Regions from separate parts of the Mus musculus genome. Here region 2 is linked to region 1. The links are chromatin loops, found by intact Hi-C in ENCODE. Cell type or tissue: heart. All regions are shown on one strand. Links, peaks and the distances in the headings refer to the core of each region. The heading gives the core; the rest is flanking DNA. Region 1 holds the start of Gm32988 (a long non-coding RNA gene). Region 2 has its middle 7.2 kb from the start of 1700040P09Rik.

Evidence for each region. A loop is a pair of places that touch in the nucleus more often than their neighbours do. Peaks named below come from ENCODE experiments on the same cell type or tissue, not always from the same donor. Only the 100,000 strongest peaks of a DNase experiment are listed, where the experiment ranks them.
Region 2: it touches region 1 in a loop (9-fold over the local background); 7 of 42 quality-filtered maps call a loop at or near these places.

What each region holds. Positions count from the first base shown.
Region 1 is chr5:122,616,615-122,624,941 of GRCm38, forward strand. Gm32988 (a long non-coding RNA gene) reads left to right here and starts at 7,488. Exons shown (of 3, transcript XR_387697.3): 1 at 7,488-8,327. In heart, for the core only: no CTCF peak of the experiment used is centred there; DNase peaks (open chromatin) are centred at 1,297 and 4,957; H3K4me3 peaks cover 513 bases; H3K27ac peaks cover 6,532 bases.
Region 2 is chr5:122,517,091-122,525,417 of GRCm38, forward strand. No RefSeq gene overlaps it. Among named protein-coding and RNA genes, the nearest start is that of 1700040P09Rik, 7.2 kb to the left of the region's middle. In heart, for the core only: a CTCF peak has its summit at 3,535; DNase peaks (open chromatin) are centred at 2,141, 3,831, 3,961, 7,301 and 2 weaker places; H3K4me3 peaks cover 974 bases; H3K27ac peaks cover 6,463 bases.

The sequences.
Region 1 (8,327 bases), core at 25-8,024:
TTGAAACAGTCTTGCAAGCCAGGCAGTGATGGCGCATGCCTTTAATCCCAGCACTTGGGAGGCAGAGGCAGGCAGATCTCTGAGTTTGAGGCCAGCCTGGTCTACAGAGTGAGTTCCAGGACAGCCAAAGAACAGACACAGAGAAGCCCTGACTCAAGAAGAAGAAGAAGAAGGAGGAGGAGGAGGAGGAGGAGGAGGAGGAGGAGGAGGAGGAGGAGGAGAAAAAGAAGCAGTCTTGGTAAGTCACCCATGCTGACCTTGGATCTTTGGTCCTCCTGTCTCAGCTGGGGTACTCCTCCTGTGTAGCTGGGATACCACTGTGCCACACTCCATTCTGTTTGCTTGGTTTGTTTGTTTGTTTGTTTGAAACATGGTCTTTAACATATTGCCCAGACCTGTTTGGAACTCATTGTGTGGCCCAGGCTGGCCTCAAACTCTGCCCTGGCTCCACCTTATATAGGCACGGACACCACACCCCGGTTCAAACCATTCTTGAATCAATCAATTCTTTTCTTACAGCACCAGGAACAGTGGATGAGGGTGGCTCTCCAAAAGGAAGGGCTGGGCTTGTTAGCAGAGGAAGAGATGGTGTTTCATCAAGAGCAAGTATTGGCCAGTTGTGTTGGGAGAGACTGCTACTATGTCTCAAAGCTGGGAATGTGGCTGAATTGGTAGAGCGCTTGCCTAGAATGCACAAAGCCCTGGGTTTGATCCCCAGCACCACTTAAAACGGGCAGCGCCGAGGAGTTAAAGGCGAGACTCTCAGCCATTCTAGGTCATCCTTAATCACATAATGAGCTTGAGGCCAGCCTGTGCTAGGCGGGAGGGAGGGAAACTGAGTCAGTAGTAAAGGCTCTTGCTGCCGAGCCTCATGACCTGAGTTTGATTTCTGGAGCCCACAGAGTGGAAGGAAAGAACAGTCTCCTGAAACTCGTCCTCTGAGCTCCACATAAGGGCACAGGAGATAATTTAAAACGAAAGAAAATGCACATGTATTCATTGTATGGAGTGGATACAATGTTTCTTCTTTGTTTCCCCACCCAAAAAAAAAAAAAATCTGTCTCTCGTGATGGCAAGGGTCCACAGGGGTAATAGTAGAGTCCCTAGATCTTCACAGACGTCTGAGGGGGGCCACACATGCACCGTCTCCAGCCCCTTTTCAGTTCAGAACTTCCAAACAAAAGCCTCCCTGTGCAGAATCCAATGAATCCAAGCCAGTTTTCTGTTTGGGGCCTTAAATTTAGACTTATCATCCTGACCAGGAGATATTTCTGGATCCTGAACGAGCATTCAGTGAATGCCAGTTTCCAAGATGCCATCCCATCTGGGGTGGCTGTGCACACTACCCGAGTTATCTTATCCTTTGGAAACAGGGGAAAATGACCCAGACACTGGGACACACTCAGAAGTGGGTCATTTCATGACCCAAGAATTGTCATTTAACACCTTGGTCATCTAGGCTACGTGGAGATGAAAGTCATTAGATCTAAATGGAAACCTGAATTGAGGTTTGAGTGTACCCCAAGCTCTCTCCGCTCTGGCGGTTGGATCTTGTGGGCACATGTGGTAGCAGGATGTGCTCTCTTAAAAGGCAGAAAGATAAATAGTCTCTGAAACATTCAGCTAAACGGACGAGATTCCAGGAGGTCTAATTAAATGCATGCCTGGTGCTACACTTTGTCAGGCTTTCCCAGTAATGGATTTTGTGTTTGCAAATGGACTACACTTTGCAAAGCCCGAAAATCACTGTCCAGATGAATGGGCTAAATAAAGTAGCCAAAATTCTATTACAATTTATATAGACTCCTTGGTTATCCATTTGGATTGAAATATAGTCATCACCCGACATTCCCCCAGGGGCTCAAACCATCATCAGTAAGGCTGAGAGCTATTTACCAGCAGCCTTGAGAAACACTTCACAAACCTGTCAGAACTCACTCCAATATTACCGTGTGTGGCACGGCCTGGCCCAATTTCTCCTCCTCGGGAAGCAATTCCCATTGCTGATACTGGGCTATGCTTCCCATAGCAAATCTGCACTTGCTACAGAAGCTGTGAAATCTTTGGGGGAGAAGAGGAGACACCCCCCTTTCAAGGGGGTCAACAGAGACAAGAGGTATCCCAGGTTAGAGACAGGGCCCTAGAAAAGATGGGAACACTCCACAGAGGCCATGCCACAAGTCCTGTGGCTTCCGGTCTGAATGACTCTCAGTCCTTGTCCCGGGCTTCTCATGGAGGCAGAAGAGCTGTTGGTTGTGAATGGAGCTGCAGGCTGGGATGATGAGTGGGCATACTCAAAGTTTCACTCCTGCAGAAAACCCCTGGAAGCTGGCATCCCTAAGCATGTGTGCCCATGGAGTGGGGCACCCTATCATGAGAGTCCATTCATAGCACAAGAGGGACTCAACGTCAGACTTCAGCAGTTACAAAATAATAAAGTCATCCATGCAGATCAATGATGACCTCTGTCAGTTGGCAATCCCATTAAGGTAGAGGCGGCCCACCCCCAGGGTAATGGAAGAGTGAAGGAAAGGTGGCTAAGGTAGGTGGCTAAGGGACTCTGCAAGGGTTGACATCAACATATTGTGGGGTTTTCTTTGCCTCTAGGGGGCTCTTGAAGCAGCCCGCTCTCCCTATAGTCTAACTTTTGTTGGTATTATTTTATGTGTATATGTGCATGAAGAAACCTGATTGTGTGGAGGTCAGAGACTAACCCTGAGGAGTCAGTTCCTCCCTTCTGACTCATTAAATAGTAGCTCGCTTGTGTCTTCATACTCATACTTCATACCGACCTGTGAACTTTGGGACAACTCTCCTGTCTCCACTTCCCAAGGTAGGAGATACAGATAGGTGTTGCCATACCCAACTTTTTGTGGGTTCTGGGGATTGGATCCAGGTCATCAGGCTTGTGTGGCAAACACATTTACCTGCCCCCACCTTCCCTCTCTTTCTGAGCTAGAACCTCAGAATCCAGGCTGACCTTGAACTCATAGTTTTCTTGTCTCCTGCACTGGATTGCAGGCGTGTGTTGCTACATTCAGCTAAGCAGCCTTGTCTCCACCCATGTGGAGCTAATGGTTGGAAAAAAAAACAAAACAAAAAAACAAAACTCCAAGCAAACACTTCAGAGTCAAAGCAGAGGAAAATGGACAAAACACACACACACACACACACACACACACACACACACACACACATTGGCCAGTGATGGAAACGAAAGTATATTTTTGTTCTGGATGCTTCTCCGATGCTTTTTTTTTTCTCTCTCTTCTTTTCCTGAGCTAAATGTTTGGTGTATTTATAGACTTCCAGGGGGAGTATTTAAGGGTAGCCAGCGATAGAGCTGCCTCTGGGGCTGTTACAAAACTCAGAACCATTCGGGAAAAGGTTGACGGGAGGGTGGGAGAGGGTGAGAAGAGGCCAGGAACAGAGGGACACAGGTGGGCTTCATTCCTCACGTGACCAAGACCTTCTCAGTCTCCTGAATGGGTGACGTCAGGGCAAGGTTTTGATAGGGCACCAGATGGAATGACAGAACCCAAAGGATGGATAAGCCAATGTATGAACAAGGAAACCGTGGTTGGTGCATTGTAAAGTAAAAACGAGAGTCTGCCCAAGAAGCAGAGAAAATAGGGGCTGGGGGGATGAGGTGCTTGCTGTGCAGGCATGAGGACTTGATTTAAATCCTTAGAGTCCATGGGGAAATGTCAGGCATGGAAAGGGAGAATCAGGAGGATGCTTGGAGCTCAACGGTTTGTCAGTCTAGGCCAAAATGATGGGTACCAGGTTCAGTGAGAGACCATATTGAAAGTAACTTAGGTAGCGCTGGGCAATGGTGGCATCTGCCTTTAATCCCAGCACTCAGGAGGCAGCAGAACCAGGAGGAACTCTGAGTTCGAGGCCAGTCTGGTTTGCATAGTGAGTTCCAGGGCAGCCAAGGCTACAGAGAAACCCTGTCTCGACAGACAGACAGACAGTAATTGAGAAAGACAGTGGACATTGATATATGGCTTCCATTAGTATGGGCACACATGTGCATCTGCAGGCATCTGTGTATATAAACACACACACATGAAGTACTGGTACATGCTGTACCATGGACGAACCCGTAGGATACTGTGCTGAGGGAAAGACCCCATCCCAAAGGACATATATTGAACAAGTGAGCATTCTAGCAACTGAGCCATCTTCTAGCTTTCTTGCCTTGTCCACTGCTATGTTGTTCAGTGCCTAAAATGGCCTGGCACTTAACTGGTGTCTATCAGATGCCCATGAGCACAAAATGGGCTAAGGTCAAATCAGCTGTTATTTCTTGGGTGCCACTAAACAAAAACATTTTATGGCATTGCTTTATACATATGTGTCCACCTACTGTGTGCCAGGCACTACAAGTACAAGGGCCACTGCAATAGTACAGAACAAGACAGACCAAAAATCCTGCCCGATGGGGCACGTTTTCATTACAACAACAGAATAGTGTCAAACAAATGTACTGTTGCTATTTTGATAGAGAAGAAAACAGAGTGAGGTCTCAAAGGGTCACAAGGCTACTCAGTTCACTCGGATACCTAGCTTCACCCCCATGTCCTAGCAGGTGTTGAGTTTTGCCCAGAGATGGGCCTCAGTGGTTACAGATCTCAGGCCCTGACATTGCTTCTCAGAAGGACCAAACTTGCCCTTCTGGGAACAGGACCCAGAGCAATGGAAACAAGCGAATCCCATGACCTCAATGTCCCTTGCCTGCTCCCTCCCCTCTGCCCCCAACTCCATGACGAAGGCTCACACCTGGGGTGTTGTAGATTTGAGCCACAGATCTTAGTCACCCCACTAGCTTATCGGCATGTGACATCCCCGAGTGGCTGAGGCCTGCGGGCCAAGCAAAGAATTCAGCTGGAGTAAAAATAAACCGATCGCATTCCTTGGCAGCCCCCTGCCCCTTCCCACTCTCAGCCGGCCATCCAGGCAGCAGAGGCTGCCAGGGAAGGCAGGGGGAGGGAGGGGGGAGGAAGCTAGCAGTGTTGCTGTCCAACCCTGAGAAAGAGAGAGAGAGGGAGAGGACAAGAGGGAGGGAGAGAGAGAGATGGCCTTATATGGGAACATAGGCAGACAATATGTGGCAATGGCTTAGAGGGCAGCAGAGGTCAGATACCAGACAGATGGAAGAAATTAAACATGGGACACAGCAGGTTCTGGGCCCAGAAAACAGCTCTTGTTTCACAGTGAAGCTACACAAAGCCTGGCCTGGTTTCCTTTTTTTTTTTTTTTTTTTTTTCTTTTTTCTTTTTCTTTTTCCCCTAAACAGCAAGACTTTTATCCAAAACTCTCCATGACTTTGTTTCTGGCTCCCTGCTCCATGGTTGGCTGACAGAGGTCTTGGGCCTTTGGAAGTCATTTCTTTGACGAACCATCTACCTTGTCAGAGAACACAAGGAGAAAGAAGACCAGGCCTGTCTCTTACAAGTCTCCCAAAGCACATACATTAGTGGGTAATTGTTGTGATCGTAAAACGATAAAGAGCTAGTAAGATATGTTCTATAGGGGTGTGGGGAGGTGTGGGGGAAGAGGGTGTCTCAGAGGGCCCATGCCAAGGCATCCCTTCCCCCTCAGGGACCAGCCACACAACGGTATAGTATAGAATAGAGTTTATTCAGGGCATGGGGAGGGGAGTTAAGAGAGTAGTAGAGTCAGAGAAAGGCAGAGAGAGGGAGAGAGTAGAGAAGAGGCCAGCCATGAACACGTGGAGAGCGGGGGGGGGGGGGGAGGGTATGGAGAGCGAGAGGGCAAGAGAGGTAAGAAGAGGCAAGAGAGAGGGGAGGAGCCAAGCAGTCCCTTTTATAGTGGTCCAGGCCTACCTGACTGTTGCCAGGTAACTGTAGGGAGAAGCATACCTGGCTGTTGCCAGGTAACTGTGGGGGTGGAGTCCAGACAGAGTGCCAACAGTAATGAAATTTTCAAACAAACAAACAAACAAACAGAACCAGCCATTCAACAAATACTGAGACTCACTTATTTTCGGACCTTGTTCCAGAGGCTGGAAAGACTTGACCCATATTTCAACAAATAAAAATATTTGCTCAACTCTGCCCATGTCCATTACTACTGATGATGCAGAACATTGGCTGAGAGTCATCTGGCCTCTGCCCTCATGGACTCAGGAAACTGAAAGGAGGCAGAAATGACAGATAGGGATGAGCCCTCGGTTCTGAAGACAAGCTCTTCGAGTAGCGCCCATGAATATCTCCATTTAACACAGGACATTTCAACCTTGCCGTGGTGGACACTGAGGCTGACCAGTCCATTGCAGAGGGCTCTTTCTTTACTGTTGGATATTCAGCAGTTATCTCGGGCCTCTCCTCCATGCTTCTGTTTGGACCCATTGTGACATAGAGTTATCACCCTCTGATGGCAAATGTCTGGGGGATGGGAGGTGCCAAGGTCTGTCCTGACTGAGAATCACTGATTGAGGAGCTGGGGGAAGAGGAGATGTAGAGTGAGCAAAGAGGCTGCCTAAGGGTCACGTGACTGCGAGTAGCCCTTTTACTTTGACTTGCCTGATCCTAAACCTGGGGTCCTAACCACGACAGAGTGGAACTCTGTCTCTTTGGGAGCAGAGGGTCATGAGTTTGGATGGCTGAAATCCCCTTGTGCTCACTCCACGAAGAGAAAAGCTCTAGCCATCTGGATCCAATAAGAAGCAAACACCAAGGAAGGAGTGACCGTGGAAGGGAGCTGTAAAGGGTTGGAAGTTCATATTCTTTCCTTTCCTTGTCTCCATGACCAAAATACCTGATGAGAAGTAGCTTAAGGGAGGAAGAGTTTATTTGGGTGTGGCAGCTGGTAACGCTGCACCTGCAATCAGGAAGAGAAAGGATAGGAAGAGGGGTCTTCCTATCAACCTCAAGGCCCCTCCCCCAGTGGTGCACTTCCTCAAGCCAAGCTCCACCTCCTAGATATTCCACAGCCTTCCAAAAAACAAAAACAAACAAACAAAAAACGGCAGTTCCAATATAAGGGAACAAGATTGTTCCAACCAAGAAGAAAGGGATAGTGGGCAGGGCAAGGGGAGGGTGGGTGGTGCCTCTGCCGGCCATCAGTTAGCCAAAGGCACTTGGCCTCCTGTTCAGGGTGCACAGGTAAAAGAAATCACAGATCTGACAGCAGAAGGGCTGCACAGGTTGGTCCCCAGGCAAGAGAAGGGGTGGTTTTAGCGTGAACTTGGAGGCCACGGTGCTCTTAGAATCAGAATCCCAGGAGGAAACGTGAGCTACGTGTCACAAAGCAGGGCCCAGTGGTTACATTGTTAATGTAATGTAAGGGAAAGAGATTGAAAAGGAACCAATAGGAAGTAGGGGAACGCTGGGCAGTGGTGACGCATGCCTTTAATCCTAGCACTTGGGAGGCAGAGGCAGGCGGTTTTCTGAGTTCGAGGCCAACCTGGTTTACAAAGTGAGCTAAAAATAATAATAAAAGGGAAGTAGGGGAGCTTTCTTATCCCTCCAGTCACCTCACTCCTTCCCGTGGCCAGTTAGCTCCTGCAGCGCATGGGATTACTTTCTGATTTGCCGCCCTTCTGAAGCCCTTCTGGGATCTCTAAAATTATCCCTGACATTTCAGAAGAATTTTTTTCTTACATTTTTATTTCTCATCACATTCATGAAGCACTATCAGCTACAGAGTCAACCACGCCCTCCGCCCCCCGCGCCCCCCCCAAAGGTATGGGTGGGTTATTTCCCCTACTTCCCAGCATAGAGCCTGGAGAGAGGAAGAGCTGAGCTGGTCGACCGCACAGCTTGCTGGCGGGGACACAGCAAGCCCCCCCCTCCAAACCCTCGCTGACTTAATTCTGATCCGTTTCCCCTTTACTTTTAGTAACAAAATGGAATCCAGCTTTTGTTGCACGAGACCGAAATGTTTAGTTCGCTTATAATTATTGTGTGTCTGATGAGTTTGCATGCAGGAGCGCGCACGTCACAACAGGCGTGTGTGGCCAGGGGCTATCCTTTTGGGGGTCGGCTCTGTCTTTCCACTGTGGGGTTTGGGAGATGGAAGTCAGGTCATACGTGCTTGTACAGCAAGCACTGAGCTGCCCTGCCAACCCACAGGACAGAAATGAACTAAAACTTGAATATGCAAAGATAGGCAACCGAGTAGCGATGAGGTATATGCCTGAGAGCCCGGTGTTCACCAGGCTGAAGCAAGAGGATCGTGAATTCAATGCCATATGAACTACATGGAAAGACCCTACCTAAAAATACAGCCATACATAGAAAAATGACAATTGAATTTACTGCATAGCTGACCTTCTGATACCCGTGTCTGTACTTCCC
Region 2 (8,327 bases), core at 88-8,087, 99 kb before region 1:
GCTGGAGTTGACTCCCTGTCTGCTGGACACACGGGCAGGCAGGGACCTGTCAACAAACTGACCTGTCCTGAATCATCCTTGGGAAAATGAGGTGTCACTGCAGAAGAGATCCATGACAAACCCATTTTCCTCCCTGGCTCCCAAGGTTAAAACAAAGCAGCCTTCCATTGTAGAGATTGCCCCCCCCCTCTACTGTCTGAAAGCTGTGTCTCATAGCTCAGGATGACCTTGACCTTGAGCTTCTCCAGCCTGTACCTTCAGATTGCTAGTGATGGTTTTTGCCGCTGCACATGTTCAGGTGGTGTTGGGGCTGGGGGTGGGGCAGTAGAGCCTAGCCCTGGGCCTGCCAGGCAAAGCACTCTAGCATTTTGAGCTGCATCCCCAGCCCTAGTTGGAGACTGTGGGGATAAGGAAAGATAACAGGATGCCCTCATGGTACAGTTCTCACACGCTGACTTGGTTCCCTTCTCTTGGTTTATCCTAGTCACACACAATTTTAAGCTTCATCTCCACTTAAAATTGTGTCTACCCAAGAAGTCCTCACAACCAAAGGAGAAGCAAATGCTAACTAAAATGACCCTCCTTTACTATGACGTGGCTTGAGCATGTCTTCGAGACAGGGTTTCTCTGTGCAGCACTGGCTGCCCTGGAATTTCCTCCATAGTCCAGGCTGGCTTTGAACTCTGAAATGGACCTGCCTCTATCGCCAAGTGCTGGGATTAAAAGTGTGTCACTGACGCCTGGTTCCGAGTTTATGGAAGGTTCTCCTCCTGCCCCCCTCTTCCCTTCCAAGACTTTCACAGCCCATGTCAGTCTCAAACTGCTGCTCTGCTCTGCTGTGTGTGTGTGTATGCGTGTGTGTGCTTTGTAGATGATTAGTGTTTATAATTACTTGAGTTTAAGGAGTTTATAAACTGACATCAAGTCAAAGTTTCCCTGTAGAAGAAATTTCACCCATGTGACACAGCTTCTGGGAGCTTCCAGGGCAGTGGATGGGCTTTCCCCAGCCAACCCCCAAGACTGTATAAACCAATTGTTTGCCATAATTCTTATCTCTTGTCTCCTGTTGGTCATCAATCTACAAGGTACCTTGGCCACCTTAGGCATTCTTTAGTACCTTGAAGGATCCAGTCAAGAATCCTGACCACGGCTGCTGCATATCCACCTCTGGGACTGTGAGGACATCCGTTCCCACAAGTCCCCTTCACATCCTACATCCCTGCAGGGACCCCTTCACATCCTACATCCCTGCCTGCAGGCTCCACCTGCTGTAGCTGAAGCTCTGCGAGGCCTCTCTGGGTCAGCCAGAGTTCACTGGTCTGCATCACGCACTGCTGTGTGACATTTGCCCTTCAACCCAGCTTTGTCCCGTGTGGCTGAGGTCAGAAGGTGGCTTCTAAGCCTTTGTTTCCCTGATGCATAACGGCTGCTTTGCCAGAGAACGGACTGGGGTGTTGGACACTGTTGGTGCTGTGTTGGCATAATGGTGCCGCCGTGAGCTGAGTCATGTTCTGATTCCTGCCCCTCCCCAACTGACTTTTTTTTTTTTCTTGGCACTTAACACCCTCCAGTCCCTTCAACCTCTAAAGCTGGGACAGTCGAGGATGACAAATGGGCTTTTGAACCCTGACTCTGCCTAAGGAACTGAGAGATATTTCTGGTAGCCCATAGAGATTGAGGAGGTCACACTGTCCAATCTTGAGGCTAACAATTCTAGGTGTAGCAGGCAAGATTGGGTGCCTGTGCATAGGAGCCACACCCGCAGGGACAATGCCAGACACGCAGCTGGACCCTGGAGGAGGGGATTCCTGCATAGTCTCCTGGACCCTGAGGACATCAGCGCCTGCCTCCTTCAGCTCTGAGTGGTGTCTTCTGTACCCACTGTGCACCAGCCAGAGGAAGGGGCTCACACACCCAAGGGAGATATTGGCTCATGCCCCTCTAGTGCCAAGGAGGCCTCTCTGAAGATTAGGAGAGCCCATCAGAACCTCAGTAGGGAGGCCGGGCAGCTGAGGCCACAGGCTCATGAGAAACAGAGGTCCTTTCTTTGGCCCCATTGCTCTCTCACCTCCCCAGAGAGCAATAGGAATTTAAGTTTCCTGGGAAGAGAAAACCAAGGGCACTGGCCTGCTGGCTCTAGCCTGGGTACTGCCTGTAGAGAGAGATCCTCCCTCTGGAACCGCCTGAGGATGGCAGATTAGGTGGAAGGGAAATCTTGCACTCTGACCCTCTTGCCTCTGAGGTGTGGCAGTGTGGCAGGAGCCCCCAAAGCGAGTCAGGTGTGGCTGGGGTGGGGGAGAGGAAATAGAAGTCTGAACCACGGCATATGTCCTTATTATGACCAAAGTTCTGCATAGGGCATATGGAATGTGAAAGCAGATTCTTTCTCACAGGACTCCCTCGAGTGACTGGGTGCAGACTGGAGAGAGGGAGAGCCAGGCAGTGGTGACAAAGCTGCCCTGTGGCAAGTACTCGTGGAGAGATGACTGCCTAATAAACCTGTAAAGGCAAGTTCAGCTTCACCAGCGATCAAGGAAAATGCAAATCACATGGAGGGGGGAGAACTTCCACCGACCAAACTGGGATTGCTTTCAAAAGAGGGCCATCTCCTCCTCACATCTGTGGGAGTGCCACGGTGGCTTTCTGGGAAGGCACTTGGTAATATGGAAAGAGGCTGTTAAAGGAACCATTTGGTCATTTCACTTATAGGAAAAAGGTTCTGGGAGAAAAAAAAATAGCAAGAGGTGCAAACCATGGTGGTTTGAAGCTAAGCTGTTGGGGAAAAATGCATGCCCAATAACAGGAGAATTATTCATGATAAACTCATGGAGAATTTCACTTAGATGTCAAAAAAGCCCATGAGAAGCTGGAGACACAGATCCACAGTACATATGCTCATATCTGACACCCATGAGGTCCTGGGATCTAGTCCCAACACTGGGGAAAAACAAAAAAACAAAAAAGCCACTGGTAGGTTAAGTTTGTGCCCATGTTGCAGGATCCTAGGGACTGAGGATAAGTTCCTTCACCTCCCTGGGCCTCACCGTCCTTACCTTTAGCTTGAGTCACTTCCTGCAAGATTTCATGTCACATAGTCCCTAACATTCTTAAGAGTCCCTGGCCTCTGAGATGAGATTGTGTGAGCAACATTTATCTTAACATTGATAAGGGACAAATGTGAAGTACGTTTTTTAGAAATTATTTCCAGGGCCTGGCAACGTGGCTTAGCAGGAAGAGGTGCTTGCTGCAGGGCTTGCGTTTGGTACCCAGGATCCTCATGGTGACCCTCAGGTTGTCCTCTGACCTCTACATCACAGAGGTCATCGTAGCACTACACATCTATTGTGGCTCATGGACCCATTCGCCCCAAGATCAATGTACAATGAAATCAGACAGAGGTGTTTCTGACGAAATGTTGATGGATGGGACACTAAGGTGCTAAGGTAAATATAAGAGAAGCATATAGGCACTGTGTGTGTCCGAGTCCACTTCCCAGTAAGCATGCATATACAGGCACTTCACAGACAGACCACCAGAGGCTAGGCAGCGATCGTGGTGGCTTTTCTTTCCCCTTTATAGTTTAGTGTATTTGAAACAGAAATTTTTTTTCCAAAAAACCTGGTGTGGGGAAAGTGTACCCTGTGAACTGTGCCCTCCGGCTGCCTGCCAACAGTTTGGTTTCTGTTGGTGTCACATCCACAGCGAGCCCAGTCGCCCCTGCACGGCCAAGGTGTCCTGTGAAATATATAGACCAGGGTCAGCTCGGCTCACAGGGTCCGATGGCCTCAGCAGACCTTTCCGGGGGGGGGGGGGTGAGGGGTGGCGCACTGCCATGGGGCATTATCTCCAGGAGATAGGGACGATGGACAAGCACTTTACTGCAGAGAGGTGATCCAAGCAGGCTTGGTCGGTCGAGGGAAAGGAGGCTAGGACACATTCCATTAAGGAATTTCACACTCCCCCTCCTCCCCAGCCCGTCATCGTCGTTTTCTCTATCCCCTGAACAGAAATATATTTAGCAACCCTATCTAAACCCTCTCCTTTCCCTTAATTTGATTAAGGAGCTGAGGGAACAAAACCAGAGATGGGTGGGGGCTTGGGGAGGGGGTCAGGAGCGGGTGGTTAAGCTGTGGCGAGTGATTAGGGGAGCTGGCTGCCCATCTCAGGCAGGTGAGGCTTAAGTGTGGACAGCCCCAGTGCCTCCTGGTACTCTGTAAAGAGGCACCGAGGACCCAGGGAGGGAACATTTTATCAGGGAATGCTCTTCTCTGGGAAAATGTGAACCAAACCAGAGGGGGTCAAGCCTCAAGGATTAGCTCAGACAATGGGGCCTCACTAACACAGGACACCAGCTTCTTTCCCAGTCTCTGCCTCCCTGGAACTTCAGTCTTCAGGGCTTCCCAGAGGCTGCGCAGTTTGAACTCTTGGGGCTTTAATGGCTCGCACCTACCTACCTACCTACCTACCTACCTACCTACCTACCGATCTACCTACCGATATACCTACCGACCTACCTACCTACCTACCTGACCTACCTACCTACCTACCTACCTACCTACCTACCTACCGATCTACCTACCTACCTACCTACCGACCTACCTACCTACCTACCTACCTACCTACCTACCTACCTATGTACCTACCTACCTATCGACCTACCTACCTACCTACCTACCGATCTACCTACCGACCTACCTACCTACCTACCTACCTACCAACCTACCAACCTACCTACCTACCTACCTACCTACCTACCTACCTACCGATCTACCTACCGACCTACCTACCTACGTACCTACCTACCTACCTACCGACCTACCTACCTACCTACCTACCTACCTACCTACCTACCGATCTACCTACCTACCTACCTACCGACCTACCTACCTACCTACCTACCTACCTACCTACCTACCTATGTACCTACCTACCTATCGACCTACCTACCTACCTACCTACCGATCTACCTACCGACCTACCTACCTACCTACCTACCTACCTACCAACCTACCAACCTACCTACCTACCTACCTACCTACGTACCTACCTACCACCTACCCACCTACCTACCTATGTACCTACCTACCTACCTACGTACCTACCTACCTATGTACCTACCTACCTACCTACGTACCTACCTACCTATGTACCTACCTACCTACCTACCTACCTACCTACCGATCTACCTACCTACCTACCTACCGACCTACCTACCTACCTACCTACCTACCTACCTATGTACCTACCTACCTACCTACCTACGTACCTACGTACCTACCTACCTACCTACCTACCTACCTACCTACCTACCAACCTACCAACCTACCTACCTACCTACCTACCTACCTACCTACCTACCTACCTACCTGTGGGACTGGAGATAGGATTCAGAGTCTCATGCACTGCAGAACACAACCCTATTATTATAAACTTGATTTATACACAGTGTCTTCTATATCCCAAGATGGCCTCCACCTTGCTATGTAGCTGAGGATGGTGGTCAACTCCTGATCTTCCTGCCTCTCTCTCTTGAGTGCCAGGCTTATAGGTCTAGGCTACTGCATCCAGTTTAAGTAGTGCTGGGTATCAAACCCAGGTCTTTAACTTTTTTTTTTATTATATCTACACGTGCATGTGTTCGTGTGCATGAATATGCCACACTACATGTACGGAGGCAGTAAGACTATTTTGGGACTTGGTTCTCTCCTTCTCCTATGCAGGTCCTGAGTATTGGCCTCAGGCCACCATGCTTAGTGGCAAGCACCATTAACCTCTGAGCCATTGGTTCTCAACACTCCTAATGCTGCTACCCTTTAGTACAGTTCCTCATGTTGTGGTGACCACACACCCCCAACCACAAAATTATTTTCGTGGCTGCTTCGTAACCGTAATTTTGCAACTGTTACAAACTGTAACATAAATATCTGATATGCAGGATATTTAATATGTGACTCCTGTGAGAGGCTCATTTGACCCCAAAAGGGTTGAGAACCACTGCTCTGAGCCATCTCACTGGCCCTGAGTCACCGTCTTTCTATGCTTGCTAGGAGAGCACGCCACCGACGTAGCCTCTCCCCATCCTTGGGTACTCGTCAGCGAGTTATCGTTCCCCATGAAGATGTTGCAGGGGAGATGCGCTGGCCAAATGTAAGCAGTAGTTAGTGCAGAAGAACAAGGACCCCAGATTATTTCATTAATCCACTGCTCCTTAGGCAAATGTTATCCTTCTGAGAAAACAAATGCAGCCGTCACTGGCCCAGCCCTGTGTGCCAGGCTCTATATGCCATCTCAGCCAGGAATGGTGGCATATGCCTTTGATCGCAGCACTCAGATGGACCTCTGAGGTCAAGGCCAGTCTGGTCTATCTAGTGAGTTCCAGGTTGCCTTTATAAATCAGGCTCTATAAGCTGGGCGTGGTGGCGCATGCCTTTAATCCCAGCACTCGGGAGGCAGAGGCAGGTGGATTTCTGAGTTCGAGGCCAGCCTGGTCTACAGAGTGAGTTCCAGGACAGCCAGGGTCTGAATGTCTGGGCACCACATGTGCACAGGGCTGGTGGAGGCCAGGAGAGGGCCTTGCATTCCTTGTTACTGTAGTTACAGATATGAGTTACAGATGTGAGTTACTGTGTGGATGCTGGGAACTGACCCTGGATGCTCTGGAAGAGCAGTCACTGAGTCCACTTGAAAAAAAAAATTTCTTGTGGATGTATTTGTTTGGATGTGCAAATGTCAAAGTACATGAATGGAAATGAGAGAGCAGCTTTTGGGAGCCGGTTCTCTCAACACGTGGGCTGGGGGACCAAACTCTGGTCATCAGGCTTGGTGGCAGGTGTCTATCTGTGGAGCATCTCACTAGTCTCGTTCTATCCAGTTTTACAGTAACTGCTCGCTGTCTACTCTTTAGTCCAGGCTGGACTTGAACTGTCTCTCTTCCTCAACCTCCACGGTGTTGGGTTTCCAGACCCAAGTGACTGCCACCTCTGTGTCCAATGACCCTCTTTTGTAGATCTGCAACCAGTTTATAAGTTACAAGAGGCAGAGGGGGTGAGAGGAGGGGTGTGGAGAGCAGGGGTGGATGGCAGTGTATGGAAGGAGTGGGCTCTCTGTTTTATACCATTTCTCTCACTAGTCTGTCCTCAAGAACAGGGCCTCCACCTTGTTGACCCTGGATTCCCACATCCAGACACAATGCCTGGAACAAAGGTAATGTTTCCGTGGGCACCAGCAGTGTCCGATAAATTTGGCTAAGCAACCCGAGGCCAAGTCAGGGAGGATTAAGCATTTGTCAAGAGATCTCTTGTTCAACCTGTCCTGTTGCTGGGCTTCAACAAAACAGTTCTGCTGGCAATGGGGATCCCTGCAGGAGGTGTGAAAGGTCACCAAGACCTTGAGAATGGGCAAGTCCTGGGAGGGGCTCCAACTCCCCTTGTGCTGTTGGATTTAGAGCCAGTGGCCTCTCTCTCTCTCTCTCTCTTTCTCTCTCTCTCTCTCTCTCTGTGTGTGTGTGTGTGTGTGTGTGTGTGATACACACTCCCCAGTGTTCCCTTCTACAGAGACTTCTCAAGGTCAAATCCAAAGGTCCTGAGGTTGGCTAGGCAGATGGGTGGGAAGGGGTGGGTGGAAAGAGAGCCACCCCAGCAGTTGCTGGGCCCTGGAGAGGGGGGATCGAGGTTAGTGCTTGAAGTTCAGGGAGCTCGTAGATCTGGTCTCTCAGGAAAAAAAACTAAAGCTCGTCCAGGAAGGGACCTCAGGCTTCAGCATGCCTCCCTGTGATTAATAACTACCTCACTGCCTCACCTAGCTGTCTACTGCGGCTTTTGGGTGGGGATCCTCTGCCGTCCACAAGGAAGCCTACAAAGGGTAGAGAACATGAACAGGCCCGGAGATCCTGGGCTGAGTCCAGGCCTTCCTGGCCTGCACTCTGGGAACCACAGGCTTTCTCTGCTTCTCCAAAGGCTCCTCGGTGTCTTTAAGTGAGCTGCTTATTAACCAGAGGACAGCAGGGCACAGGGACAGGAGAGCTGGGACCTGTGGCCAGTAAGTATACATTCAGAAGCAGTGTGGGCAAAGCTGATGGGCCAGCTGGGACATTAGACTGTGGTCTTTGTGGCTCCTGGGGACAGCCAGAGGAACAAGGGTCCTCCACCAGCATTGCATGCCCATAGAAGGGGACAAGAGTACCCTAAGTGGCTATGGGGCAGCTAGTGGCGCACTTGTTGGCAGGGCTGAGAGGTACTGGACTAAAATTTCCCTTTCAGAGCTACATGTGAGGGAGGCTCTTCCCCGGCTGTAGAAACGCCTCCACCCTCCTCCTTTGCTAAGAGACT